Regions from separate parts of the Homo sapiens genome. Here all the other regions are linked to region 1. A link is a loop called in an ENCODE intact Hi-C map of the cell type or tissue named here. Cell type or tissue: dorsolateral prefrontal cortex. All regions are shown on one strand.

Evidence for each region. Hi-C counts contacts between places; a loop is a spot of excess contacts. Peaks named below come from ENCODE experiments on the same cell type or tissue, not always from the same donor. Only the 100,000 strongest peaks of a DNase experiment are listed, where the experiment ranks them.
Region 2: a loop joins it to region 1, with 4 times the contacts of the local background. A loop is called at or near these places in 92 of 110 quality-filtered maps.
Region 3: it touches region 1 in a loop (7-fold over the local background); 6 of 110 quality-filtered maps call a loop at or near these places.
Region 4: a loop joins it to region 1, with 4 times the contacts of the local background. A loop is called at or near these places in 81 of 110 quality-filtered maps.
Region 5: a loop joins it to region 1, with 4 times the contacts of the local background. A loop is called at or near these places in 42 of 110 quality-filtered maps.
Region 6: it touches region 1 in a loop (6-fold over the local background); 78 of 110 quality-filtered maps call a loop at or near these places.
Region 7: it touches region 1 in a loop (5-fold over the local background); 7 of 110 quality-filtered maps call a loop at or near these places.

What each region holds. Positions count from the first base shown.
Region 1 is chr10:86,897,955-86,901,954 of GRCh38, forward strand. It overlaps BMPR1A (bone morphogenetic protein receptor type 1A), which reads left to right. Exons shown (of 13, transcript NM_004329.3): 6 at 1,840-1,936; 7 at 2,073-2,172. Among named protein-coding and RNA genes, the nearest start is that of MMRN2, 58 kb to the right of the region's middle. In dorsolateral prefrontal cortex, CTCF peaks have their summits at 1,909 (motif pointing left), 2,110, 3,213 and 3,529; DNase peaks (open chromatin) are centred at 1,402, 1,917 and 3,217; H3K27ac peaks cover 800 bases.
Region 2 is chr10:86,691,869-86,695,868 of GRCh38, forward strand. It overlaps LDB3 (LIM domain binding 3), which reads left to right. Exons shown (of 14, transcript NM_007078.3): 6 at 28-197; 7 at 667-703. Among named protein-coding and RNA genes, the nearest start is that of LDB3, 25 kb to the left of the region's middle. In dorsolateral prefrontal cortex, a CTCF peak has its summit at 2,101 (motif pointing right); no DNase peak of the experiment used is centred here; H3K27ac peaks cover 518 bases.
Region 3 is chr10:86,398,298-86,402,297 of GRCh38, forward strand. LOC124902473 (a long non-coding RNA gene) reads right to left here. Exons shown (of 2, transcript XR_007062221.1): 2 at 3,684-4,000. Among named protein-coding and RNA genes, the nearest start is that of GRID1, 34 kb to the left of the region's middle. RefSeq lists enhancers at 1,477-2,470, 1,534-1,583, 1,575-1,869, 1,674-1,723, 2,471-3,464 and silencers at 1,874-2,103, 2,114-2,163, 2,854-2,903, 2,974-3,023, 3,144-3,203. In dorsolateral prefrontal cortex, CTCF peaks have their summits at 1,675 (motif pointing right), 1,882 and 2,975; DNase peaks (open chromatin) are centred at 1,694, 2,614, 3,014 and 3,482; H3K4me3 peaks cover 2,603 bases; H3K27ac peaks cover 3,431 bases.
Region 4 is chr10:86,686,865-86,690,864 of GRCh38, forward strand. All of the region lies in intron 5 of LDB3 (LIM domain binding 3), which reads left to right. Among named protein-coding and RNA genes, the nearest start is that of LDB3, 20 kb to the left of the region's middle. RefSeq lists enhancers at 1-2,705, 292-829. In dorsolateral prefrontal cortex, CTCF peaks have their summits at 1,638 (motif pointing right) and 1,839; a DNase peak (open chromatin) is centred at 1,617; H3K27ac peaks cover 628 bases.
Region 5 is chr10:86,754,169-86,758,168 of GRCh38, forward strand. BMPR1A (bone morphogenetic protein receptor type 1A) reads left to right here and starts at 2,451. Exons shown (of 13, transcript NM_004329.3): 1 at 2,451-2,751. RefSeq lists a silencer at 1,964-2,933. In dorsolateral prefrontal cortex, no CTCF peak of the experiment used is centred here; DNase peaks (open chromatin) are centred at 1,713, 2,303 and 3,003; H3K4me3 peaks cover 3,296 bases; H3K27ac peaks cover 3,109 bases.
Region 6 is chr10:86,709,585-86,713,584 of GRCh38, forward strand. LDB3 (LIM domain binding 3) reads left to right here. Exons shown (of 14, transcript NM_007078.3): 9 at 321-466. Among named protein-coding and RNA genes, the nearest start is that of LDB3, 43 kb to the left of the region's middle. RefSeq lists enhancers at 1,204-1,823, 1,824-2,443, 2,988-3,037 and a silencer at 1,558-2,247. In dorsolateral prefrontal cortex, CTCF peaks have their summits at 1,677 and 1,878; DNase peaks (open chromatin) are centred at 1,258, 1,687 and 2,427; H3K4me3 peaks cover 2,201 bases; H3K27ac peaks cover 2,735 bases.
Region 7 is chr10:86,640,495-86,644,494 of GRCh38, forward strand. No RefSeq gene overlaps it. Among named protein-coding and RNA genes, the nearest start is that of OPN4, 12 kb to the right of the region's middle. RefSeq lists an enhancer at 2,720-2,959. In dorsolateral prefrontal cortex, a CTCF peak has its summit at 1,711 (motif pointing right); no DNase peak of the experiment used is centred here.

The DNA.
Region 1 (4,000 bases):
TTACTTGCTCAAGTTCACAAAGTGAACAACTGGCAAAGCTAGGATTCAAACTGTTTGATTCCAAAACCCTTGTATTTTCTGTAATACTATGCTCCTTAATCTGTTGGCAGAGTCTATTTTTGGCTTCTTTTTAAAAATTATTATTTTTAGAGATAGGGTCTCACTACATTGCTCAGGCTGGACTTGAACTCCTAGGTTCAAGTGATCCTCATGCCTCAGCCTCCCAAGTAGCCACCACACCCAGTTTAAAGTCTACTTTCTTTCCCTTTTAAAGAAAAGGGACGTATATAACACATATATATATAACATATATATAAACATATATACATGTTTATATGAAATGTTTATATAAAAATATAACATTCCATTATCTATTGTAGTTTCCAACACTCCATCTTTCTAAAGTCTTTAAATTACACCTGTCTTTCAGCCATCTCTCTTACAAGGGCTTTCATCTTCCTGGGATATAATTCACCTAGGTTAGAATATAGGAACTCATAAGGAATACAAACGCATCGTAAGATCTCTTCGTACATTTGGGATGTCGTTTCCCACTTAGTAGTGTTTGAGCTACCTTCGTCATCCCTGTCAGCATCCTTCATAGAGAAGAAAAAACAAGACAGGAGTTGAAGAATTGTTCGTTTTTCTCCTTATCATCCACTGTCATGTCAGCAGTACATCTGTTGCTTGGAGAAACCCCATGCTGCCAAAGAAACCCTTTCTTGGTTTTTCTTTGCACTTTTCTCTTCTGCAAGGCCAAGCTCATTTTAGCTTTCCTGGAACCGTTTTTGGATGCTTGACACTTCTTTCATTCATCGTTAGTTATATGATTTTCATTTCCTCCTCCATGTGTTTTCTCTGAATCTGGGATTATTTCAGACTCTCCAGTTTAACCCTAACTTTTTTCTCTCTCTCCTTATGATCATTTAAAAGTAAAAATTGTTTAAAAGTTATTAATAAAACTTCATTTAAAATATAAAATATGTATTTGGACATTTCCAAATGCTCTTGACCATCTTCCCAACAGAATCTGAAGTCACAGGCTCATGTTTACCTTTTTAAAGTCATAGCTGATTATACTGAGGCTTTTCCTTAATTTCCGCTTACATTCTTGTTACTTGTGTAGTGACAAACAGTTCTTTGCTATTCACATGTTGGTCAGAATGGCAGTTCTCCCCAGGCTGCAGCATTCAACTTGTCAGATATTGTGTTGTTAATCCAATAAAACATCACATGCAAGTGCTGCTGCGCTTCCAGTGACTGTGTCCTTCTCTGTGCTAGCTTTCTGCTCTCTTAGGGACAGTCTCCTTGCTGGCTGGTGGTCTGTAATCAGCTCTCAAGAATGCTTTCTGTAGTTTGTCCTTCCCTCACCATGGATGCTCAACTTGCCTCTGCATCAGGCTCATGACTTCCGACGTGGCTGGGGTAGGCAGGGTCTGCAGCGCCTCTGCACGCTCAGCTGCCTTGCTAACCAGCCTTTTCTTTGGACTACGACACCCTCCACTTTTTAGTCTGATCTTAAATCTCATCCACATCTCAGTACCACAGTGAGATTATATGTACCAGACCAGTTTATGATTGTAATTACCTAAGTTCGGGTTTGGTGTTCTAATCTAGTGTCTAACACACCATCCACATAGATATGTTCTTAAGAAAAGCCATTTTGCAGTCTTCACTATTTCAGCACAAATTTTAATCTTTCAATAATCTGTTTTTACATATAAAATTTGCAGGCCCCTTTCACTCACTGAAATAGAAATTGTATTTTATGAATACTAAAAAGACATATCAGTTTAAAATACCAAACCATTTCTAATTTTATCATTACTCTTCTTTTAGGATTCTCCAAAAGCCCAGCTACGCCGGACAATAGAATGTTGTCGGACCAATTTATGTAACCAGTATTTGCAACCCACACTGCCCCCTGTTGTCATAGGTAGGTTAGCCGAGAAAAGTCGGAGCATGCTTCTCAAATATCTTCTCTGGTTTTACAGTAACCAGGCTACCTAGAATTGAACACGTCAGATTATTTTTTCATTTCAATTGTTTACATTGTTTACTTTTATTGTCAGGTCCGTTTTTTGATGGCAGCATTCGATGGCTGGTTTTGCTCATTTCTATGGCTGTCTGCATAATTGCTATGATCATCTTCTCCAGCTGCTTTTGTTACAAGTAAGAAGATATTTATTTTGAAGCAAAATATTTTGTCAAATATTAGATGTCAACCGCTGTTTGTAAAGCCAGTTGCAGAAACCATTAACTTGTATTCTCTGGTTGTATATCTCCTTTATGTAACTAGACTATAGTTCTCTTAAGGGAAAAGGACCTTACTACCAATTAATTAATTGGGCACAATTTCATACTTCTTGTATGTTCATGATTACTTATGATTTTCTTATTAATGGAATAGTGAGCTTTCTGGCATCTGAATGTTTTCGATCTGTCCCAAGAAACCCACTGTGTTATAATTCTTTTTTTTTTTTTTGCGTTATAATTCTTTAGAAATTTGGAGCTCCAGAATTGTTTGCATGTAGCCATGATTTCAGAAGACAGTTGCCAAAAAAGAAGAGTAATAAGAGACAGTCCCTAATGGATATAAACTTTAATAATAAAACATCATACCAACCTAGATACATTAATGAAACAAGTTAGTAAACCCATAAATAAACAAACCCAAGTACATACAGCAATTTAGCATATAATAAAGGAAACACTTCAGATTACTGAGGAAAAGACGTTCGCATACCTCCTTGTTTTTATTATAATTCCTCACCCTCAACAATGGGGTACCACAGTTGAGAAATCGTGTTTTGGGTCTTTCTAGATAATAGACTTGGAATCTTCTGTTAGGGAGGTGATGCGAAAGTCATATGATTATTCAGAGTAGGAGATGGGGTCGAGAGGAGAGCTCCACATCTGAGGTAGCCATCATCCCAAATGGCCCCCAGTGATTCTCACTGCCTGGGGTTCCTCCCCTTGGGGCCAGTCCCCTCCCATAACACATCAGGGCTGATCTGTGTGACAAATAGGATATGGCAAAAGTGACTTCCAAGTCTACGTTATAAACAGCTTTGCAGCTTTCACCATGGTCTCTGGGATCACTCACTCTGGGGGAAGCCAGGCATCATGCTATGTGGACACTCAACTCTGAGAGAGGCCCACACAGGGAGGAACTGAGGCCTCTTGCCAATACCCAGCCTGCAGCCTGTCGGCCTTGGAAGTGAGCCACCTTGGAAGTGACTGCAAGCTCCTGTCAAGCTTTCACATGAGTGCAGTCTCAGCTGACATCTGACCCTGAGCTACCCAATCAAGTCACTCCTGAATGCATGATCCACAGAAACAGTGAGATAACAATTGCTGTTTTAAGCCACTCAGTTTGGGAGTGATTTGCTAACACAGTATTGGATAATCCAGTGTCCGACTTTCTGAAAATTGACTTTCAAGCAGTCTTCTTGGTGTTATTGTCACCCTCAACTTTACTTCCAGACATAACCACAATGGCCAGTTCCGAAGTTCTTGGGGGAACTCCATAGTATAAACTGGTTGCTTCTTGGTTTTCTCAATTTCTAACCTAAGAATCAGACTTTTTGGGTGTGCAAAGTCACTGCTCATTCATCTGCTTCATGAATTCCAACAGTGTTTACTGTTATTTTATCTCCTTTTCTCCTTGCCTGTTAGATAAAGAAGTTTAAAACTCTTTATTGCTGTTTTAGTGGACTAGTAAAAGCAAGCAAGTATGCTCAATCGGTTATTTTAAGCTCAAAGTCCCTTTGTCAAATAACTGAATCTTTGCCAGTAAGACAGGTGATAATATCTCAAGGTGATTTTAATTTATATTTTCATATTAAAATACTTTTTTTATACATTGGTTTCTTTATTACACAAGGGCACTGTAATGTATATATTATTTTATTTATTTATTTATTTAGAAATAGAGTCTCACTCTGTCTCCCAGGTGGAGTGCAGTGATCTCGGCTCACTGCAATCTCTGCCTCCCAGG
Region 2 (4,000 bases), 210 kb before region 1:
CGCCCACGGCCTCTCTCTGCATTACAGGAGCCTCCCTATTAAGGACCTTGCCGTAGACAGCGCCTCTCCCGTCTACCAGGCTGTGATTAAGAGCCAGAACAAGCCAGAAGATGAGGCTGACGAGTGGGCACGCCGTTCCTCCAACCTGCAGTCTCGCTCCTTCCGCATCCTGGCCCAGATGACGGGGACAGAATTCAGTGAGTGCAGGCTCTCAGGGTGGCTGCAGAGGAGGGAGATGCTGAGGGGCCACCAGGGACCTGGGCCCAGCACTGCAGAAGCCAGGGAGTCCTGCTACCTGCCCTTGAAGGTGGGCCAGGCTTGATGGTTTGTCAGTGGCTGGCAGGGCTCCTTCTGGGCCTCTCAGGCAGGCTGTCCGGTGACAGCAGCCTTCTGCTCCAATGCCAACTCCAGCAGTGGGCAGCAGGCTTGGTGTGCAACTTCCGGGCGAGATGATTGCCCAGGGCTGGGATGAGGCCCTCTCAGGCTACCCCCTGACTCTTTCCCAATGTCCTCTGGGGCCTCTGCCCAGCACACAGTGGACAGGCAAGGGGGCAGTCACCGTGTGGGGCCTGGCTGAATCCTGGGGACTCAGTGCCCACAGAGCCCCAGCAGCTTTCCTTGCTGTGTCTCCCGTGAGTCCCCTGACCAGCTCCTTTCTACCAACAGTGCAAGACCCTGATGAAGAAGCTCTGCGAAGGTCAAGGTAAGTGCCTGGACTCAGGCTCTGTGGCCTTGCCCTCTAGCCCCGTCCCTCCCCGGGCAGCCCCCAGGTCACATCACTCATGGAAGGGACCTCTCAAGTTCATGGATTTGGAAAGCCTGGCCTGCAAAGGGCTCCAGCTGACACTAGCTTGAGGCAGCATCGTGAGTCAGTGAGGTGGGCACCTGGACCCGAGTCTCTGTCCTCCAGGCCCAGGCTACAAGAGCGAAGGCTCTGGGCTCTCCCAGCTTCATCCCTGGGCAGGGGGCAGGGCTGCTTTGGCCTTTGCTGGGCTGTTGAGAATGAGGGCAACTTTCCCTGTGAGGACACCCGGCTGGCCAACTTGCCCACCCACTCATCTCAGGGCCTGTCCCCCTATGATTCCGAAGGCTGGGCACTGAGAAACAGGCACACAGGGGGCTGTGCTGGACGTGAACGCCTGACCCCTGGACTCACCTGTCCAGACCCACATTGAGGTACCAGTTCTGTAAGTTGCTCAAAGCAAAATAGTTGCTGAAAAAAAAAGAACAAGCCCTGGACATGAGGATGGGTTTGTGCCAAGCTGGGGTCTTAGAGCATGGTTTCCCCATCAGTTGCAGGTCTGAGGCCACAGCCACCAACCTACCACTGTGGCCCGTCAGGTGCTCATAGCATGAGGTGGGCATGGGGGGGGGCATGCCATCCTGGAACTCACTGGAACCCGCTGGGGCCTTCCATGGTAAGGAGTAGGGCTCATTGTGATTGTATGTACACTTCCGGTAGCAAATATGTCATCTGCATGTTCTTCCCGGCACTGTCTGCCTTGGGCCAGTGCATCCTGTGGCAGCCTCTGTGCAAGGGGCTGGGGCTCAGAGGCACCCTCCCATCCTGGGCCAAGCTTTCTGTACTTGCTAACCAGCAGGCCCAACACTCAGTGGCCATGTGACCTGTGCAGAGTAGGACTCTGGAGCCAGCTTAGACTTGTGGATTTTATTTTTGAACCAACACTTTTGCCAACTCAAGTTGCTCCCACTTTTTGGCCAGGCATCCAAGCCTAAGGTGGGGTCCTCCCAGGCCTGCTAAGGATGGCATGCAGTCCCAATAACAGTTCTTAACCCTTCAGTGCCTGCAGGGCATCTAGAGAGTCCGCGATGAAGTGATGTTTGATTTAGCTCAAAAGTTAAGCTCCAGCTGCTTTAAGTGCCAGAGCTCTCAGCTCTCCCCTCCCGCTGTGCTCCGCTGTCCCTGCGTGCTGCTCCCATGCTTGTCTTGCCCTCCTCTTAGAAGCCACCCATGTAGCTGCTTCAGTGTGCAATGCAGATGTTCCCAAACATTTGATAAAAAAGTCTTTAAATCACACACCCCAGAGCAAGCGGCTTCAAAATCCCCCCGGGTTCCTTCCAGCAACAGGCCAGCAGGGGGCCTTTTTTCTCCCTCCTCTGAGACCCAGAGTCCTGCCTTCCTGGCTCCCTTCTGGTTCCTTAATGTTCTGCTTCCCTCCGATATGCAAGGCAGTCACGCTCAGCTTGTGCCTCATTAACCAGATGTCATTAGAACGGGAAAGAGTACCGTGGAAGTGCATTGCAGCAAACTTTTGTCTTTTCTTTCCCCTGGAATATTTGCAGGCTCTGCAAAGTTATTGAGTGAGGAGAGCACAAAGGCAGTGTTGAAGGTGGTCCCCAGGCCTCATCCTTGGCCTTCCCCTTCCCTCCTTCAAGGAGCATCTCTTGAAGTTTGTTCTGCCTGGTCTTGAGGGTAATTGAAGGGTGGGAGAGTAGTCCTTTCACCAGCGGCCTAACCCCATGAAAGTTTGGTTCAGCCTCAGCAAAAGGCAGCTTTCGGAGCCTCTCCCCCAGCTACGGCAGGGTTTCATGCTAGGGAAATCTGGGGAAGAGGGCCTGGGAAGTGGCTCCAGTTAGCTTCCTCCCTCAGTCCCAGGCAACTTCCCTCACCCCATCAGCACCTCTCTCTGGGGTCTCAGGCCCTGCAGTGGAGGCTCTGAAGCACCCAGCCAGCCTCTGCCCAGGTCTGGAGGGGCTCCTCTCCCTTCTTCTGACTTTAATTTCTGGAGAGTTATCCTCGTGGGCAGAGCCACCCATGTCACTGAATCCCAAGCAGTGATCCCATGGACCCAGAGGCAGGTGCAGTGGGTGTAGCAGTTCTAATCTGTCTGTGATTGAAGCCTAAAGCAGTGTGTGTGATCACTGGTCATGACTGGGGCCCCAGGCTCACCTACATCACTATCTGAGCAGAAGGGAACATGCCTTGTCCCACCCTGGTCCAGGCTGGTCAGGGGTCTTGCTCCTCAGAGGCCTGAGCCACACTTCTATCTGTCCCCACTCCCAAGTTCGAAGCTGCACCCCTAGACTCTCCTGGCCCATCTTGTTGGCTGAGAGCAGCCACCTACCTTCTCTTTCTCCTCCCAAATCCCAGCGGGGATTCTCAGGGTCTCTCTTGAAGGCTGAGTTTCCCCAGGAAGGCTTCCCTGTAAACTGCTTCCAAGTGTCTCACTCCAGCAGAGCCTGGGTTTGCCAATCCTGTGCATGGTGACACCTACACAGTCTTATGCCCATGCAAAGGTGCTTTCTCCTTCCTGGTGCTGTGTGGTGCTGTGTGGTGAGAAAGTTAGCGGGAATGTTGAGTGAGTAGTGTCAGGCATTCTGCACCAGGCAGGGGCTCTGGGACCTCGAGGTCAAGTGTGAATACACATGTCAAGAAGACTTTGCAAACTTTCCCTTCACCTCCATCACTGCTCTGCCTCCAAGGTCCACCCCCAGAGTCCCAGGGCAGCTCACAGCCCTCTTCTCCTCTCGGGTCCTGGCTCCTGATGGTATCTCTGTGTCTGGTAGCACGTAGCTTCCATCTGAGGCTCCAGTGCCAACCTGCTGGCTAGCCCAAGACAGAGTCTAATTTCCAGGGACTCTTTACAGGTGAGGTGGGGGAGGCCTGAACAGGCCAGGCATCAGCTATGAACTTCCCACCCTGGAAGGACCAGGCACCTTAGGAAACTGTCCAGGTTGCCTTGAACATCAGCCTTCTGCCTACTTCCACATGGGAACTACTCTAGTAGGTATAGGTGACGCTGTGGCTCCCCAGTTTCCATCGGAGGTAGCTGAAATAGTGCCTCCATCCCACAAACTGAGCCTCTAATCTCAGAGTCATCGCCACAGCTTCCTTCTGACTTTGGAAAGGCATTCCAGGGCCCTGATCACTCAAAAGGTCAGATCCACATTGGGCAGCCACATTGGGGATAGGGGTGGGGACAAGGCAGGGCTTGGATCTGCGAGGCATCTGGATCCCACTGCTGGGGGGAACTATCCA
Region 3 (4,000 bases), 500 kb before region 1:
CATGGTGGCATGTGCCTGTAATCCCAGCTACTCGGGAGACTGAGGCAGGAGAATCGCTTGAACCCAGGAGGCAGAGGTTGCAGTGAGCCAAGATTGTGCCACTGCACTCCAGCCTGGGCAACAGAGCAAGACTCTGTCTCAAAAAAAAAAAAAAAAAAATGGGGGGGATAAAAATAACATATGCAGAAAGAAAAAGTTTTAGGTGTTTTCAGAAATTATAGCTAGTTATGGTATTGATATTGTTATTCTGAACCTGTAAGTATATAAATTGAAATAAAACAAATGACTAATTGGATTCTAATTCAGTTATTCCTGGTGTCCTTAAGAACCAGGATTCCCAGTGTGGAAGAAAAGAAATACAGGTGTAATCAAGAAGTCCTCCACTTAACGTAGTTACATCAGTATAAATTCCCAGTGTATTTTATCATATATGTAATTTACAGCTCCTCCATTGAAAAGACCTAGAAACAAAGATCAACCAAGAAGTGAAGAGGATTCCTAGCACCCCAAACTGGTAAGATGTCTTGTCATTCCAGATAACAAGGAAGTGTTCAAAGGCTACTAGGGTCACATCTAAAGGACCCAAGGATTAACCTGAAGGGCTCCAGCTGCCCAAAGAGGGGACAATTTGTATGTTACTACTGACAGTAACTGCAACGTATTGAAATCCATCTAGCACATTTAAATCCTTGGCATCGTGATGGTATATTTTTTTAACTCTTCATTTTGGGAGGATGACAGGGTAGCAATTCGTCATCTTGAAAACGGATAAATAAATGCAAAGAAACAAGCATTTACCCGCCTTTCCTCTGTGAACGGTTCCACTGGGTAACCAAATAGCAGATGAGGAGAAGAGTCTCTTTATAAAATCAACCCAGATGATAAATGAAAAATAAATTATATAATTAGTATATCACCATTTTCATCCCCCAGTGAATTAATGAATGTAAGCATTGGACATCGTCTCTCCTCAGATCTCAAAAAATAGAGACAACCAGACATTATGTGCCTCCTGACAAAACAGCACTCCACCACCTGGAGTCTCACCAAAAATCTTGAACCTGAGTCTGATCAAGCCTTTGGATCCAGCTGTCAATTTGCAGGAAATGCAGAAAACAGGGAGATGTGTTGAACTGCACCAGGAGAATGCAATCAGTGAAATCCAGACTAGAAATCTCTTCAGATTCTTCCAAGGATACATTGCAAGGAAAAGAAAGTGATGGAGAAAGAAACTACAAATTAAAGAGACTTAAAATATATTAACAAAATGAGCAAGTCTAATTTATAGCCTCTAGAGAGGCGAACTTGGGTGACAACAATTTTTTAAAAACTCGGGTAAGTAATTACTATGAAAGGCAGGAGAGTGGCTACTTTGGGAAGGAGGGAGTCGAGTGAAATCGGGAAGGAGCACGGGTAAGGTATTCTGGGGGAAAGTACTGTTTCTTGGCTTGGGTAGTGGTTACAAAGGTGTTCATTTGATAATAATTCACAAATCTTCACATTTGTGTGGCTTTCTGTGTATTGGCGATTGAATTCAAACTCAGAACTGCTAAGGCCAGCGCCCAAGGCAGCCGACCGCAGAGGCGGGTGGGCAGAGTGGATGAAAAGCAGGCGCTCGGGCCTCCAGGCCTGGCGGGGACAGGAATGTGTTCCGGGCCCCTTGCAGGAGACGCACTGCAGGGGGCGCTGCGGGCACACTGAGACCTCGGAGAGGATCACAGCTCCTGGACCTAGCCCGCGACGCGCCCAGAAGCCTCTATCGCATTCAACTCAGAGCACGACCGCTCGGGAGGAGCGGGCCCATCCAGCCCAGGGGAGGGACCAGGCCGACTTCCGCGCAATGAGCCCTAGGCGGCCGCGCAGCGGTGCAGTGGGCGCGGAGCTGGCAATCAGCGACGACCCGCGGCTGCGGCCCTGCGGGAGCTGCACCATGCGGTCCGGGGCGAGTCGGCTGACACGCGCGCTCACGGCGAGTGGAGCCGGGAATCCAGACCCCAGACGCACGGCCGAGGACCGGCAGAACCCGCTGGATTGGCAGCTCAGGAGCGGGAGGGCGGAGGCGGCGGGCGGGGCCGCTGGAGGCCTGCAATCCCAGCGCATCCCGGGGAAGACCGCCCGCCGGTGTCCGTGTGGCCCCGCGCTCCTGGGGTGGGGCCCGCCTCGTCACCCCGCCCCGTCTGTCTCCTGGTCTCGGCTCGCCGCCGCCTCCGATGAACCTTCTCGGCCTTCCGCCGAGCTCGCCTGAGCGCGCTCCTAACCTGGCTCTGGGCTCCGCCGCTGGTCGCACGGGGATTGTGTCGGCCTCGCCCCCTCCCGCTCCTCCCACACCCTCACCTTCCAGGCGGGGAGGAAGGGCTGCAGCCCCACGGCCGCCGGAACGCCCTCCCGACCCAGGGAGAATCAAGGCCAGGGCTCTCCACCGCCCCTTCCATATCCGGGTCCCCGAGGCGGGCTAGGGTCTGTGGTTTGGGGACAGAAGAGGTCGCGATTGGAGCTGGTGGGCTCCCCTAGGGGAGAGCAGGGAGTTGGAGACGCAGCTCGGCCGAGCTTTCCTTCGCCCACCCACTTTTCGGGTTGGAAGACTGAGGCAGCGGGCATGACTGGGGCCCCGCAGTGCCGGCGCCTCTGGAGGCAGAGAGAGCGCCTGGAAGGCGGCGCCGACGCCGCGGTGCGTCACTCGCCCACCTACTTACCAAAGCAGGTGACACTCGCAAACCCTGGCCCCGCGCCGCCCGCCCCAGGGTGCGGGGGAGAATAAAAAGGGCAGAAGACAGGAGTGGGGCCTAAGGGCGCGCGTGTCCCCCCGACCCCTAGCCTCCTCTCCAGGTGAGCGGCGCGCCCCACCCGGGCCTCCGAGGCCACCGCTGGGTAAAGGGAGCGAAGCCGAGGGGGGCGCCCGTGCTGGCTGGGGTCCGAGACCCGGTTTCCTCCGTGACCCAGCAAGTGTCGAGACGCGCCCAGGGACAGGAGCTGGACTTGGAGTCCACTAGGGGCAATCTCCCGCCCTTCCCGCTGCTCCGTGCCAGGCCCGAGCTTGTCTCGAGCCAGAAGGGCCAGCCTCGGAGGAGGTTACAGCGTCCGGGCGGCCGGACGGGAGCTGACAGCACACCCGTGGCCCTGAGCGGCGACGCGCCCTAGAAAGCCCGTGGGCCCGACCCCGCGGGGGGCCCTCCCCACCCCGCCCGGACGTCCTCCTCACGCCGATCCTTTCCCTCTTTCTTCCCCTTGGACCTCTGTCCTCAACTTTCTTCTGTCCCTTTCCTCGAAGGACACCTCTCCCAGGACTGGGGCCGCGCTCCAGGGCTCCCCCTCCCCCGCCACCCGCGCAGCCCGGCATATGCCTCGACCCAGCACCCGGGCCTCAGAGGAGCTGGGGTGAGGCCTGGGACGTGACAGACTAGGTCCCTGCCCTCTGGGGCTTCCATTCCGTGGGGGAGCAGCAGAAACTGGCGCGTCTACCTTTGCCAGTAGCTAGGAGTGCCATGAGAACAAGGGAAGGGGTGGGAGGGCGTCGCCTACGGAGACGAAGGAAGGCCTCCCGCGCTCATCCGCCTCCGCCTTCGGAGCACTGTGCTTGGTGTCATAACTTTTTACTGAAAAAAAAATTTCAAAGAGAAAATATTCTAAAATAAACAGCAATAAATCAGATGAAGGGGGTCAGCAATACATAAAACGTGGTACAATTTATGGTAGAAAGAGGTAAAATTTTATTTCTATTATCCAATGCCAAAGGACACCCCAAATGGTTCTGAGGATACCTTGGGCAGGTGCCAGATTTGGGGAGGCGAGGGGGAGGGAATCAATGGGACTCCAGTTCAATGACTTCGGTTCTTTACTTAAAAAAAAAAAAGTACTTGATGCGTTGTTGGTGAAACTGAATATATACAAATATATAGATATCTGGTAAGGAGAGCTGAAGACACAAGGAAAAGGCGTTGTCCTGGAGGGGATCCCTGAGAAATGGGGGCGCCTGCCCTGCCCAGAACCCTTTTAAGGAAAG
Region 4 (4,000 bases), 210 kb before region 1:
GGGTGCCAAGGATTTTCTTGAATACACCCAGACCACCCACCATCTGGAGACTTGTGTAGCCTATGGGGGTTCAGGGCCTCGGCTCTGGGAGATCTCTCTCGACACCCACCGCGCCCAGCCCTTGCCTTGGCCACCCATGTAACCGCCACCTGTTGCCCTTTTCTCCTCCCTCTCCCTGCCCGTACTCCCGCACCCCTCCCCCAGCGCCGACTACCAGGAACGCTTCAACCCCAGTGCCCTGAAGGACTCGGCCCTGTCCACCCACAAGCCCATCGAGGTGAAGGGGCTGGGCGGCAAGGCCACCATCATCCATGCGCAGTACAACACGCCCATCAGCATGTATTCCCAGGATGCCATCATGGATGCCATCGCTGGGCAGGCCCAAGCCCAAGGCAGTGACTTCAGTGGGTAAGCGCCTCCCTCCTCCACCGCCACTCAGTGCCTCCAGAGCCCGAGGGGTATGGGCCATTGGGCACCATCGGGACCAGCTTTCTTCCCTCACGTTGGACCTCCTGGAGGCATGGCCCTTGGAGGGGAGCCAGCCTTCACCAGGGCCTTCTGGAACGTGGGTATCCTCTCTTCAGACCCTCTCCATGGTCAGCTTTAGGAGAAGGGTGGAGAAATGCAGAAAATGGTGGCTCCTCAAAGTGCTTTTCACAGCCTCTGCATTTTCCCAGGCTCTATGAGGAGGCTGGAAGAAGAGACTTCTACAGTCCTCTTAACAAGGGGACCATTCTGGAGGCCCCCAGGCCTCTCACAGCGAAGCTGTCCTTTAAGGAGGGGGAAGTTACCAGGTTCTTCCAGCAATGAGAATTGATTCAAATACACTGGCTGGGTTTCTGGTTTGGGAAGGGGTCTGCGACCAACCATCCACACTACTGCTGGCAATCAGTCCCACAGATGGGAGCAATCCCCTTCTTTTTGCCCTAGGAAGCCCGGCCTCAAGGCAGTGGCATTTAAGACATCCTTGGTTCCTGGAATTCACCCATTAGCTATGGCTGGGGAATTTGAGGGTTGGTAAAGAAAGAGTTGGCTGAAAATCATTTGTGGATGAAAAATGCTAGCAATGCAAACATTCATGCAGACAGACCTCTCTCTGCGTGTCTCTGTGTCTCCCTCTCTCTGTATGTCTCTTTCTGTCTTCCTCCTTGTTGCTTTTTCTCTGTCTCTCCCTCCCCCGACCCTCGTGTGTGTGTGTGTGTGTGTGTGTGTGTGTGTGTATGTGTCTGTCTATCTGTTGTTTCTTTTTTACACACATACACATAATTCCTCACTGTTTTCTACTTGGGAATACCACTGTGTTGGCTGATTATCAGTCTCGGCAACATCTTATCCCTGGGTCAGGATCCCCTAGCAATTCAAGGCAAAAAGTCTTGAAATGACAGTGATGCTTTTTTCCAAAGCCAGAAAAACCGATGTAATAAGAGGGATGGAGGGATTAAAAAGTCCCAGAGAACCCAGTTGCACTTGGCCTTTCCAGACCCCAGCCCTTGTGGCCATGATATGCATGCAGGTTATAAAGGGCAGGCTCCCCAGCCCCAAGGGTGGAACAGTGTGGGCTCTCTGGGCTCTGCTGGAACTGAGGAGCCTGGGGCCCTTTTGGAGATGCAGTACTTCCTCTAGGCCACCAGGGAGCAGAGGTCGCCTGTCCTGGAGTTTCAAGTCAAACTCCCAAGGCTCAGGGCTGCTGCTCTTCGCCTAATTCTGGGCAAGGTTGATTGAATTCCATCATTCAAAGCAGAAAATATGACCATGCAAGTTTACAAACACAAGCATTAGCTCATGCGTACCCAGAAAAACAAGGCTGCCTAAGCCCAAGAGCTAACAGGGATTTCCTGTTAACATTTCTTTGTCACGTGTGTCCTTGGTGTGCTCTTAAAAGTAGTAGCAATGGCCAAAGGGAAGTTCAATGGAGAATAATGAAAGAAATGCTCTTCACTAACTTTCTGTTTTCTGCACGTTGGGAAGACTGCTATCATTTGGTCTCACCACTAGGGCACCCATCAGTTTTGGAATTGATGCACTGTTGATTAATCGAGACTTCACGAAGGACGTTTCCCATCTCCCTCCTGTCCCCTCCCATCCCCTCCCTATTCCTCCCCTGGTATGCCTGGAAAGGGTCCTCTTCTCCTCTTCCTTTTAACGCAGCCACGCTGAGCTGACCATGCTGTGGTGCCAGTGAGTAACCCTCTTGGCCATAACGTGCTCCCATTTCTGCTGTTAATTTCCGTGGTTCCTTCCTCAATGACCGTGTTTTTTCTCTTTTTCTTCCTCCTTCACCCACCCCATTCCCATAACTCGTTTCTGACCCTAACCCGGCTCTCTTGTGTGCGCTGCCCCTCTGCTATCCCATGATGGACGCGCACTCACGGCTGGGTTTTCCTCTGCTTGGCAGGGCGTCACCGCTGGCGTAAGTAGACCCTGCAGTGTCTGTCCAGTCATCCGTCTGTCTGGTTGTGGGATGGTGTGTGTGGGTTTGGTGGGATGTGTCTGAGGACCAGTGGTCAGCCCACGTGCTCTGTCCACGCTCCTCCTCACACCCACCTGTCAGCCAAACGACATCCCTTGCAGCCTTTACAGGCAAGTACTTGTCTCTTGGGGTTTGTCCAAATAATGTCACTGTGGTCACAGAAATCACAGAGTAGTGACACTCATGCTGCAGGCCCAGGCTGGGGGTGCATACCTGTGTTCTTCTTGCCGTGCTTTGGGGTAGCTCCCCCCGCCTTTCCTATCTGCACTGGAACAGTGTAGACCCAGACATTAGAATGCACACTGGGCCATTATTCAGGGCTAGAAGGTGACAAGGTAACCTCTTGGAGGCCACTCCCCAGAATCCTCATGGGAAGTGTATCTGCAGGAGCCAGTGCCTGCCATGACCACCCATGGGAGGGGAAAGATGAATCAGACTGGGGGCTGCACACAGTGAAGCAAATGCAGCGGTGACCTGATGTTGCGGTGACTGTGGAGTGTTTTCTGTGGCAAGAAGAACAAGCTGAAAGTGGGTCCAGAGAGTGGACTCAGGCCAAGGGCCAAGGACTGCAGGACCTGTTCCATCTTCCCTGCATATATTCTCCCTGAGCCTTGGTGTCATGAAAGGCACAGCAGTTTCCTTATCTGACTCCCAGTCTTGGTCACAGCAGCAACAAGAGTCCCTGGTCTTTGCACGGGGTTGTGGGAAATGAAGCCAGAAATGCTTTCTTGAACCCTTGGAGCCAAGAAAGGCACAGGGGAGCTCCTCCTGGGCACATTCCAGGGAAACAGCAGCAAACACCTTCCACCTGCTCTCTGGATTGCAAAGCTCTGTAGAGAGGCTCAAGGGCCTTGCATCCACACCTTCCCTCACCCACTGCACAGTTCACACTCCCTCCTTCCCTCCCCTCCCAGTGGGTCAGGAGCCAGGACCAGGGAGACCTGGTTGTGCCTTCCTGTTGCCCATCTCACCCAGACCTTAGGAACGCCTGGGACTCCTCCCTATGCCAGAAATGGCCTGTCCCAGCAACAGCAAGATCCCACCCTCTCCTTTGCTCCCTGGGCAGCTGCAGGCTCCTCCCTGGCCGGACCCTAGAAGCCTCTGCTGGTCTTTCCCAACCGATCCCAACCACAGGCTGCCAGTACCTATAGCTCTCTGGGCCAGGGCAGGGCCTTCAGCGAAGCCAGGGCAGCTCCACCCAACCTCGATCACCTTTCCCCACCTCTGCTCTTGTAGCCCACCCTGAGCCAGACACAGGGACCAGTCCTGGGACACAAGGTCAGTTCCCTGTCACACTCCTTGCAGGGAGGGTATAAGACATGGACAATGGGGAGTTTCCTCTCCCAGCCAGCCAGCCCTCTGGGGAAAAGGGAGAGGCAGGCAGAAGAGTACTGGACAGGGCATCTTTCCAGGCATAGGTCCAGGGCCTCCCACTGGGCAGAAGTAGCCTTCCTGAGCCCTATGACTGCAGGGAGCCTAATGGAAAGGACACAGGGCTAGCAGCCAGGAAACCTAGGTTCTCACCCAATG
Region 5 (4,000 bases), 140 kb before region 1:
ACACGTGTCCAGATGTCTCCCTGGGCAGACAGACCGGAGAAACGGGCTGGCATGCATAAACATGCCAGTAGCCAGGGAGAACAGCATGCCCCACTAGCTGCTGGTAGCCAGGGCGCTGAGGATTGAAGCCTGGGTACTAGCTGGGCCTTATCAAAGGAGAGCGAAAAATTCCTGAAGATTTGAAAAGGAGAGTCTTTTGCAGAGAAGCAAACATATCACGACTTAAAATTTGATGCTTCAATTTTGCTCTCATTTCTACAGTGGCAGATAACACAAGCCAGGGAATACTCATTTGTACATTTCAGAAACTTGATGTACTAAGGTTCCCACCTGAGATTGTTGTCTATTTTATAGACCAATTCATATGTCTAAAAATCCAACTAGACTATAAAGAGCATAATAACACGCTTGCCATGGTTTTCTCTGCCGACACATTGCTCAGCATACGTCAATGAGAGCTTTGACCAATCAATGTGAATCTCCTTAAGCAAAAGGCCCATCTTTTCCTTTAGAACTAAAGCTGGGGCTGGGCGCAGTGGCTCACGCTTGTAATCCCAGCACTTTGGGAGGCCGAGGCGGGAGGATCACGAGGTCAGGAGATCGAGAACACCTATTAACACGGTGACACCCCGTCTGTACTAAAAATACAAAAAGTTAGCCGGGCGTGGTGGCGGGCGCCTGTAGTCCCAGCTGCTCAGGAGGCTGAGGCAGGAGAATGGCGTGAACCCAGGAGGCGGAGCTTGCAGTGAGCCGAGATGGCGCCACTGCACTTCAGCCTGGGCGACAGAGCGAGACTCCGTCTCAAAAAAAAAAGAACAAAAAAACCCCAAAAAACAAAAAAACTAAAACTGGGTATTATGAAGGAAACTTGAGAAAGAAAAGTGACCAATTTTAGTTGATGCAAGTAATCTCACGTATCCTCTTCTTCCTGCATAGCAAGATACTACAACCCATGACTGTCAAACCTGAGACAGCTGAAGAGCCCAGAAAAAAAGATTAGGGAAGAAAACAGAATTGAAAAATAATTCAGAATGACAGAGGCTATCTGCAGCATTAAGGGCAAAGGCGGGTAAAAGAAGAAAAGGGAGACAGAATAAAAGATAAACCAAAAAATTGAAACAAAATACACGGGAATTCAAACATTTATACCAGAATATAAGGGAATACCCTGGAATCTAAACACCTCTTCAGGCAAGAATGTGTGTCAATACAAATGCCTGGCACATTGTTTTCCTTCCCCCTTTCTTTTTACCCAGTTTACCCAGTTTTAAAAGTGATTTTTTAAAATGCACCTTTAAAAGAACATCTTTTGTTAAGTGACTTAAACTTGATACATTTCTTGGATTACTAAGGAGGTTAAAGTCACATTTGGTGAAAAAGGGGCCTATCTCCTCTTTCCTCACATACGGGTCATCGAATACTTTTAAAAGCATTTTCCACCATGAATGAGGGGAAATGGAAGAAAAGAGGTGGTGACAATTATTTGCATTTTCCAAATGGACGGAATGAGCCTCCGGAGGGTACACGAGGTCACCAGCGTGAGCCCGCGGTGGAGCTGGAGGCGTATTTATAGCTGGCTGACCTCAGTCCTGTTGGGCCCTCGCCGCTCCTTATCTTATGCCGCTGGAATTCGCGGGCTCGCAGGTCACAGGAGCCCGGGCGCGCCGGGCCTGGCGCTCCCGAATCGATGAGGGAAGCCGCTCTCCCCGGCAGATCCTCCCGGCCGGGGAGCCTCCATCACCCTGCCTGCGCCTCGGCACGCTGGCAAGGAGCCCGGGAAGAGACGCCGGGAGCGGTGGGTGGGCGAGAAACAAATGCAATGTGACTTATATTTTTCTTTGTCGCAACTACCACGACCTGGCCATCCCCCACCTTGGTGACTTGGTGCCTTCCCAGCGACCTTATTTCACGCCAGCTGACTGGCGTTCACCGCAGTGTGAGTGTCGGCCGGAGGAGGGGTCCACGCGAAAGAGCCCGCGAGAGTGGGGATATCCGGCCCCGAAGGCCGGAGCGGGCGTCCAGGGCGCCGATGGCCGCAGCGCCCGGCAGCCGTGTCCACGCTCCCCTCCGCCGCGTTCCATCGCGTGCTACCTACGGCGTCTGCGGGAAGCTACCCGGGCGGCAGCTGTGGGGCTGGCTTGTGGGGAGGGGCCGGCGGGCCCGCGCGGAGGAGCAGCCCCGACTCCCGCCCGCACCAGCAGCTCGGCGCCCCCTTGCCGGCGGCTGGCCCTCCTCCCCGGCAACTGGGCGCCGGGCTCCGCGAACTCTTCGGGCGCTTCCGCCGTGCGCTCGGCTCTTTTCGTGTCCGGGGCGGGGCGGGGCAGGCGCCCGTGGTCGGGTGCGCGCGGCGCGGGCGGGGGCCTTCCCAGTGCGCGCGCGCCGTGCAAGGCCCGCGGACGCCCGCCCCTCCCCCAGGCCCCCGCACCCGCGCCGCCCCCTCCCCTCCTGGCAAGAGTCGGCGGCGGTGGCGGCGGCCGCTGCAGAGATTGGAATCCGCCTGCCGGGCTTGGCGAAGGAGAAGGGAGGAGGCAGGAGCGAGGAGGGAGGAGGGCCAAGGGCGGGCAGGAAGGCTTAGGCTCGGCGCGTCCGTCCGCGCGCGGCGAAGATCGCACGGCCCGATCGAGGGGCGACCGGGTCGGGGCCGCTGCACGCCAAGGGCGAAGGCCGATTCGGGCCCCACTTCGCCCCGGCGGCTCGCCGCGCCCACCCGCTCCGCGCCGAGGGCTGGAGGATGCGTTCCCTGGGGTCCGGGTGAGTTGGGAGTGCGCGTGCGGACCGGAGGGGCTGGCCGCAGCGGGGAGGCCAGAGGGGCTCGGGCGAGGCTGCAGAGGCAGCTGGGCGCGCGGTGGCCGGAGCCAGGGGCTGCCCGGCCCGGCCCCGGCAGCTCCGCAGGCCTCGGCGCGCGCTGGGCCGGGACCGCCCAGCCAGAGACCCACGGCACCCCGCGCCGCGTCCCCCGCCGGCCCCTCTTTTGTCTCCCACTCGCGGGTTGCAGGCCGAGTTTGGGGATGCGGAGTGGGCGAAAGTCGCTCCGGGGACGCTTCTGGAATCCTTAAATGGGAAAGGCGCTCACCTCCCCGCCCCGGAGCGGCGAGGCTGATATTTGTGATTTGGCTCCGGACGCTGTGGGGAGGAACAGGGGAGAACAAAATGAGTTTCGGGCGGGGGTCGAGTGAGAGGAGCAGCCGGCCCGCCCCCGAGTCCCCGCGGGAAGGGGCCCTGGCCCCCGAGCTCCCGGAGCTGCTTCACCTGTTGTCCTGCGCGGCCTCCGCTCCGTGGCCTGGTGATTCCGTACTTCAGTTTTGGAAAACTTTCTGCTGGATTGCCTGGACCCTTTTTTCTCTTTCCAGACTCCTAGTGGAAAGATTTGGCAAGGAAAAAAAAATGAGCTTGCGTCAGGGAAGAAAAATAATATGCTGTGTGTTAGGGTCTGGCGTTTGAGCGTGGTACTCTTTCATGCTCTCAGATGTTTTAATTTGGTCAAACTCCTGCAGGTTTTCTCTTTTAAGCGGTTAACAAACTGTTCAGAGTACATAGTATGAACTTGGCACCTGTGTTACGTCATTTAATCCTTACAACGATTCTGGTTTATTGTATTCCTCATTGTTTTAGGGGAAGAAACCGAGTCGCAAAGAGGTTAACTAACTTGTCTAAGGGAGCTGGGATTTGAACCCAGGAACATCGTATTCTGGCAAACGAATTAGGAAGAAAAAAAACCAAAACTGTTTGCAAACACTTTTACGTTTAGGAACATTTTTCAGTTACTCTTACTTGAAATTATCGCTATTTTGTTGCTGGAGTTGAAAACAACTACTTTATTGTATTTACTTGTGAGAGGAGTTAAACTTTGAATTAGAGTGTAACTTAATGCGTCTCATTGTTTTCAGTTGTTGAAATAAAGAATGTGAACCAGAATTATTTAGATTTTTAAATTTGAAGCTAAAATATGGGCAATTCTCTGATCTAGGAATGGGGTGAGTGTATGAAAGGCCGATTGAAA
Region 6 (4,000 bases), 190 kb before region 1:
TCTCCTCTCCCCTACCTATGCGCTCTTCCACAGTCCCACCTGGACAGTCTCTCCCCATGAGAGTGAAGGGTCTTCCCGGTGTCCTCCTGGTGGCTTTTCTCCCTCTCTCCAAAGGCGGTGGCACTAGCCACCCAAGGAACATCCTCCTCCCCTCCAAGACCCTCATGGTCCTTCCTTCACAGTTTCTGGCAGTTCCCCAGAAATGTCTCTGTCAGGTGTCCTCACAGAGGCTTCTGAAGACCTGGGAGCCAGCCTGCCTTGACTGCAGGCCCCAGTGGGGGCTGTCCTTCTGGGTGTAACCCCTCCCCGCTTGGTTCCAGGCCCCAGGCCTCTTCCTACAGCCCCGCAGTGGCCGCCTCTTCAGCACCTGCCACCCACACCAGCTACAGTGAGGGCCCCGCCGCCCCTGCACCCAAGCCCCGGGTTGTCACCACTGCCAGCATCCGGCCTTCTGTCTACCAGCCAGGTAAGAGGCAGAGCAGGAGGGGAGGCTGTCGAAAGCCATGGGCGGGCTCCAGGAGCCACAAGAGCCAAGAAGTGGCTCTGGGGGCACATCCCCAGAAGAATGGGAAGCAAGGCCTTGCTAATGATGCTCCGCCCTCCGTCCCCTAGCTGTGGGTCAGAATCCTATGGAGCCTGCATCTGGTCTGGGGGAGACAGGTGAGCAAGAAAGCGGTGGATGATTCTAAGGGAGAGCGAAGGAGAGCAGAGAAGTCTTCTCCGGACCGGGCATGGTGGCTCACACTTGGAATCCCAGCACTTTGGGAGGCTGGGGCAGGAGGATCGCCTGAGGTCGGGAGTTTGAGACCGCCGGGGCCAACATGGCGAAACCCCATCTCTACTAAAGATTCAAAAATTAGCCGGGCGTGGTGGCACCCACCTGTAATCCCAGCTACTCGGGAGGCTGAGGCAGGAGAATCGCCGGGAGGCCGAGGTTGCAGTGAGCCGAGACTGCACCATTGCACTCCAGCCTGGGCGACAGAATGAGACTCCATCTTCTCTGTGTCATGCCAGTGTGCGAGATTTGGCCGCAGCCATGGGGGTACAGAACAGCACATAAGGAGCCTAGACTCGGGAGCAGGTCCTATCCAGGCGCAGGGAGAAACCCCAGGGAAGTTTTCTCTGCCGCTGGAGCCCAGGGAGATGAGACAGGCACTGAGTCAGGGCAGGCCTTGCTTCGGGGCGCTGGTTCATGAAGCTCGCTCTGACAGCAGGGCTGAGTGTGGGCGGTCGAAGCGGCTTTTGCCCGAGACAGAGGCCGGTGCCACGGCCTGCTCTGCTCTCGAAGGCAAAGTGCCTCATCCATCCAGGCTGCGCTGTTCATGGACACCTTGTGTTCTGGGGATGGAATGAAGCACCCAGCACAGCGTCTGTCACACGGGAGGTGCCCTTCTCTGTCCCTACAGAGAAGGGGCAAGGATAGACGGTTCTGAGGTGAAAACTCCGCAGGGCGAGGTGGCATTTTGCAGTAGTGAAAAGCCTTAGATGGAGCAGTGGGAAGAGGCTGCCCCTGCAGAGACTGGGAACACAGGGAGGGGAGGCTGGAGAGGAGTTGGAGGAGAAGCGGCGGGTGGAGGCGAGGCCTTGCCGGGGCACAAGGAGGACATTTCCGTCTCTTCCTGGGGAGGCGCTTCTGGCACCTTCCGGGGCGGCCTCCGGCTGTCTTCGCCCAGCCCGCCAGGCGGCGTCAGGGCTCCGGGGGCGCGCGGCCAGCCCGCCCTGCGTCTCCTTCCTCCTCCTTCCCGGGCTGGGGCCCAGGCGAGCGAGACGGGCCGGAGCCGCGGGCCCCCGCGCCGTTCCCAGGCCGCGCAGACATTAACTCATTCCTGCCTAGGGGGAAAGAGGCGGCCGGGCGGGCGCGCGCTGGAGTCGGCCTGCCTCCACCTCCCTCTCCGGGAGGCCCGGCTGCCAAGCGGAGTCCGGGGGCGGCTGGCAGGCGGCCCCGTATGAAGTGGGGCGTGTGGTCCCGAGCCCCCCTCCGCTCCCCTTCCCTCCAGGCTCTTCGGATCCGGGCGTCAGAGAGGGCGGGGAGCCCGCGCGGGACCCGGAGCGCCGCGGCCGCAGCCGCAGCTCCCCCCGGGGCCTCCTCCGGGCCGAGGGCGGCGTTCGCAGGCCGGATCTTATCGCTGGCGCCCGAGGTGGGCGGCCGCTCCCCGGAACACCTGAGGCCCGGGAGGGGGCGGGCGGCGGCGGCGCGGAGACCCTGCGCGCGGGCCGGGGACGGTCACGTTGGCCCGCGGGCCGGGCGGCGGCCAGGCGCTTGCGGAGAGCCGGGCCCGGCCCGGCGTGAGTCAGAAATCACCTTGTTTAATTACATATCCCCGAGCCCGCCGAGTGCGATAGGGGACTTTTGAACTTGCCAATTAGAGATGAAATATCACCTTCTAATTTAGACTGGCTTAATTCCGTCACGCAAAAATAGCAACAGCCCCGGGGCTGCGAGATGGGATATCAGGTCTCTCCTGGCGTGACGGCGAGCCAGGCTGAAGGATGCAGAAGCTGAGGGCTGCGAAGCGCCACTGCCTGCTCGCCCCCCGACGGAGTCGGGGTTGCGACGGGGGAACGGAGCTGCCGGGCCGGGCCACCGAGGCCGGGGAGGTTCCTTCTCTGGGTGGGTTAGCCCCAAGCAAGGAAGCCGTCAAATCGGGGTCCAGATTCTAGCCTGCCTCTGTGAGACCTCTGTGTTGTGGGGGCTGGAAAAGAAAAGGAGGTGGATCCGGGAGTCTGTAAGGCCTTCCGATGGAGGGAAGCGACTGCCAGGCAGGGGGAATAGGGTTAGTATTGCTGGAGGGAGGCAGGAAAGGTGGGCCAGGGCCCTGTTTACTTGAAAGGGGGCGTACTAAAGCCTGTTTTGCTGCTTGGGGAGTTTCTAAGCGGGCATCTGCTGTTGAGTCTGGCAGCCTGAGCTCGTTTCGGCTAAGCAGTTCACCAGCTGGATGACTTGGAGGCAGCCATTTAAGCTCTCCAAGTCTCAGTTCCTCATCTGTAAAATGGACTTGCAAATATTATCTGCCTCCTTGGATTGCAGCGAGTAATAAGGCACGTAAAGGGCCTGGCATGTGGAAGCAGTCATTTTGGTGAAGGCAGCACCACGCAATAGAAATTTCCTATTAGCCACATTTTTAAAAAATAAAAGAAAGCAAGTTAAATTCATTTTAATATATTTTCTTTGACTACATATATTTAAGATATCAGGCCGGACGCAGTGGCTCACGCCAGTAATCCCAGCACTTTGGGAGGCCGAGGCGGGCGGATCATAAGGTCAGAAGATCGAGACCACCAGGGTAACACGGTGAAACCCCGTCTCTACTAAAAAAGTACAAAAAATTAGCCGGGCGTGGTGGCGGGCGCCTGTAGTCCCAGCTACTCGGGAGGCTATGGCAGGAGAATCACTTGAACCCAGGAGGCAGAGGTGGCTGTGAAGCCGAGATTGCGCCACTGCACTCCAACTTGGGCGACAGAGCAAGGCTCCGTCTCAAAAATATATATATATATATATAATTTCAACATATAATCAATATAAAATAATTATTAATGTGCCTTCAAAATCTGGTGTGTGTTTTACACTAACGGCACTTCTTGGTCGGACTAGCCACATTTCAGCTGCTCATCGGCCACGTAGCACTATGTATTGGACACCGCAGGATTAGGGCTTCTGGTCTTAATCTTTTTATTTTTTGAGATGGAGTTTCTCTTTTGTTGCCCAGGCTGGAGTACAATGGCACGACTTCGACTCACTGCAACCTCCACCTCCCGGGTTCAAGAGATTCTCCTGCCTTAGCCTCCCGAGTAGCTGGGTTTACAAGGCGCCCACCACCATGCCCGGCTACTAGAAGTTTTAGTAGAGACGGGGTTTCACCATGTTGGCCAGGCTGATCTCGAACTCCTAACCTCAAGTGATCCACCGGCCTCAGTCTTCCAAAGTGCTGGGATTACAGGCGTGAGCCACCGCGCCCAGCCAATCTTAATCTTTTTTAGCAGAGAATTGCACTTCACAAAG
Region 7 (4,000 bases), 260 kb before region 1:
AATGGCATCAACATGTATGGAGGTTTAGCACTCCTGGATAATGAGGAATGACTATGTTGTTAATTGTTCTCAGATCCTATACAAACTTCTATCCTCTACCATTTAGTTTCCTTACAGGAAGGATTGGAGTATTACATGTACCTCTTTTTATATAGCCTGGAACTACAGGTTTTATTCCTATTATAGCTTCTACTTTTAAAGGGTACTGGCCAGATGTGATGGCTCATGCCTGTGATCCTAATACTTTGGGAGGCCAAGGCAGGTGGATTGCATGAGCTCAGGAGTTTGAGACCAGCCTGGGCAACATGGCGAAACCCCATCTCTACAAAAAATACAAAAATTTAACTAGGCATGGTGTTGTGCACCTGGGGTCCCAGCTACTGAAGAAGCTGAAGTGGCAGGATTGCTTGAGCCCAGGAGGCAGAGGTTCCAGTGAGCACAGATCACATCACTGCACTCTAGCCTGGGTGACAGAGTGACACCCTGGCTCAAAAAAAGAACAGTTCACAGTTAAGTTACATAAACATCTGTTAAACTTAACAAAGTCACTCAATCCATATATGATGAATTTAAAATACTTTAAAAATAAATAAATAGAGGGTATTGCTTAAGGTTTGGAAGGTGTTTTGATGGATCTATTTGAACTTTGATTGGGGAAGCCAAGATGATTATTCCAATATCAGCAGAAGATTTTAACCACAATTGATCAGGTACTACCTTTAGCAGGTTTTGTAATTTTCATTACTCAATAATTCAGTGTCTACTATGGCAATATAGATTGCAATTAAATTAGATTTTGAAAAACTTTTTATGTCCAGTAACTCAGTTTTATCATCTAATTCTAAATACATTTTCCCTTTTTGGGAGAAAGAAGTGTATTATATAATTTTAAGTCTTTTTCTATAAGATGGATGGGAGCTGATTCAACCAAAAGGAAAACATAAGTCCCTTGTAAGTGACGTAGCTGAAAAGCTACAGGCTGAGATTTATAAACCAATACAGGAGTATTTGTGACACCCACCATTTGAATTTTTTGTTTACTCCAAGGAATGAATCTTGTAATAAGGTGAGATTTATTACAGATAATGTGGCTCCAGTGTCAACAAAAGCTTGTGTTCATACTCCATTTAAAATAATTATTTTTCCCAAAGTAGAGCCAGGGTCATAAGCACAAATATTTAATTTAAATTTCCTGAGAAAACCAATGTCCTGGTCCTGGTGAGAATCAGGAAATTCCTGAACTATGTCTTTAAGTTTTACCTTTGACCATGATTGAGAAACTAGGGTAGGTTCTCCCCTACCAGACACTGGCTGTTTGAGAAATGGAGCTGGAACAGTAGAAGCAGAAGGAGGAGGAGGTAGATCTGGGCAAGGTACTAAAGGATAAAGAGAAGGAGAAGATAATAAAGGATAATAAAGAATAAAGAGACAGAGGAGCTGAGGGAGGAGGATAAATTTCAGCAGTCTTTAATTCAGAATTTTTTAAGACAACTTTTTGTTCTCTTGTAAAGAAATAACTTTATTATAACCTCTTTAGAAGCTTCCAAGCCTCATTGAAAATAACTCTCCCAATTATTTTGTTTTATCTTATAGCTGACTTTTTCTCATTGAGCACACAATTAAATTAGTTTAGGCATTTCAAAGGTACTACATTTTGTCCATTGCAAATGTTAGGATTTTCTTGGGTCAAGTAAGACCATTTTTCCAAATATTGACAGGAGGTGGTGCCATAAGTATTGTACATAAATCCAGCTGGAGTTTCTAAAGATGGATTCTTTCTTAAAGAGGACTCAGTTTTAGATGGAAGATGGACCATAATTTGGATTTTCTTTTTAAGTGACCAAAGACTCAAAGAGAAAGATGTCTTATTTTTTAATTTTTAAATTTTATTTATATGTTTATTTTGAGATGAAGTCTCTCTCTGTCACCCAGGCTGGAGTACAGTTGCGCTATCTCAGCTCACTGCAACCTCCGCCTTCCAGGTTGAAATGATTCTCCTGCCTCAGCCTCCCAAGTAGCTGGGATTACAGGTGCCCACCACTATACCTTGCTAATTTTTGTATTTTTAGTAGAGGCAGGGTTTCACCACGATGGCCAGGCTAGTATCAAACTCCTCATGTTGGGCTCCTTCCCCCTCGGCATCCCAAAATGCTGGCATTACAGGCGTGAGCCACCGTGCCCAGCTGGGAAAGATGTTTTGGATCTGGTATTCTGCTTAACAGGGATTACTCCTCGAGGTGTCACCCATGAGTCACTTCTACTCTCTTATGTGTTTCAGTGAAACCCAGACATTTCTGGAGGCTTAGGGCCCTGGGATACCAACCCTTCATGTATGCCCAACAGGTTAATCAGATTTCCCTGTATGTTCTTCCTTGGGGTTTCCCTGTAGGACCCTTACACAGCAGAAGCTATGACCTCTGACAGTCCTGTGTGGCCTCAGTTACCTAAGGTGCCTTTCAGCTGGGAGGAACAGTGGCCGTTATTTAGGACTTTCTCAGGTCAAGTAAATCACATCCTCAGACAAAGCCTTTAATGAATTTTTGGTCACTCAGAAAGAAAATCTAAATGGCAATTTTAACCCAGCTCCAAAACCTGGTCAGTTTAAAACTGCACATTTAGCTTAAGCCACAAGCATTCACTTTCTCTTTTTAAAAAGAAACTGCTTTCTATTTAACCAATTTTTTTTGAGACAGAATCTCACTCTGTCACCCAGGCTGGACAGTGGAGTACAGTGTGTCAGCTCCCTGCAATCTCCACCTACTGGGTTCATGCAATTCTCGTACCTCAGCCTCCCAAGTAGCAGGGACCACAGACATGCACCATCACGTTCAGCTAATGCTTTGTATTTTTAGTAGAGATTGGGTTTCACCATGTTGGCCAAGCTGGTCTTCAACTCCTGGCCTCAAGTGATCCAACCGCCTCAGCCTCCCAAAGTGCTGGGATTACAGGTGTGAGCCACTGCACCCAGCCCCAAATTTTGAATGGGAGAAAAGTTGCAAACTTTAGCAAGCAAAACAGACAAAATCTTAACCTCAAAAGAAAGTGAAACTACAAACTTGCAAATAACAGAATCTCTAGAGAAATAACAATAAAGTGACTACCTCAAAGCCAAAAGTTGAGCTTCAGTTCTAGCTCTGTTGAGTGTGGAATTGGGTTGCTTGAATAAAGTCTGAATCTCAGCCAGAACTAGGAAGATATGAAACCTGAGAGAAGTCTTACCAGAGACCCCCGCCAGCTCTGATGAGGTCAGACGAGTAAAAGCCACTCATGCTGGTACTAAATCTCCGAATGCCAGCAAAGCAACGAGGATCGCACGAGGCTTGTTTCAGGTCCTATCTGCAGTTGCCAAAATGTCAACTTAAAATAATCAAAAGGATCAGAGTCTAATTTAAAGAGAGTTTATTCAAATACAAAGTTTGAGGATGGCCCACTCAGGAGCATCAACTGCGAAGAGATGGAGGCAGTGTTCTGAAGTAGAGAAATTAGGGTTTCATTTATAGATGCAGAGACAGAGATGTTTTTAGCAGGATTACAACATTTTTCATATGAAGTTGGCACATACTTCCAGCAATTTGATTGATGATAGGCAATGCATCCTTTTTGGAAAGGGTACATTTAGCATTTTGAATATAATGGGTGTAACAGTCATGGGTTTTCTGTCATCTGGTTTAGGCAAAGTAGGACAACAAAGGGGAAGTTAATCTATAACAAGAGTCATTAATTAAGAAGGCAGGAGGCTTTTGTCCCTGATATAATTTAATTCTCTCTAGTCATTGTACAGAACAAAAAAATAAGAAAACAAGTTAATCTATAATCTGAGAAACAGAAGTTGGAACCATATGTGACTAAGATCACATTCACATTTCTCTTAAGGTTTGAAGTGGGTTTTTTTGGGTTCCAACAGCTTTTAAATTATATTTATTTTCACACAAGAAAGCAGGAGGGATGGGACCAGAAACTGCCTTTCAGTGCTATTTCATTTTTAAAGAATGTGCTTGCA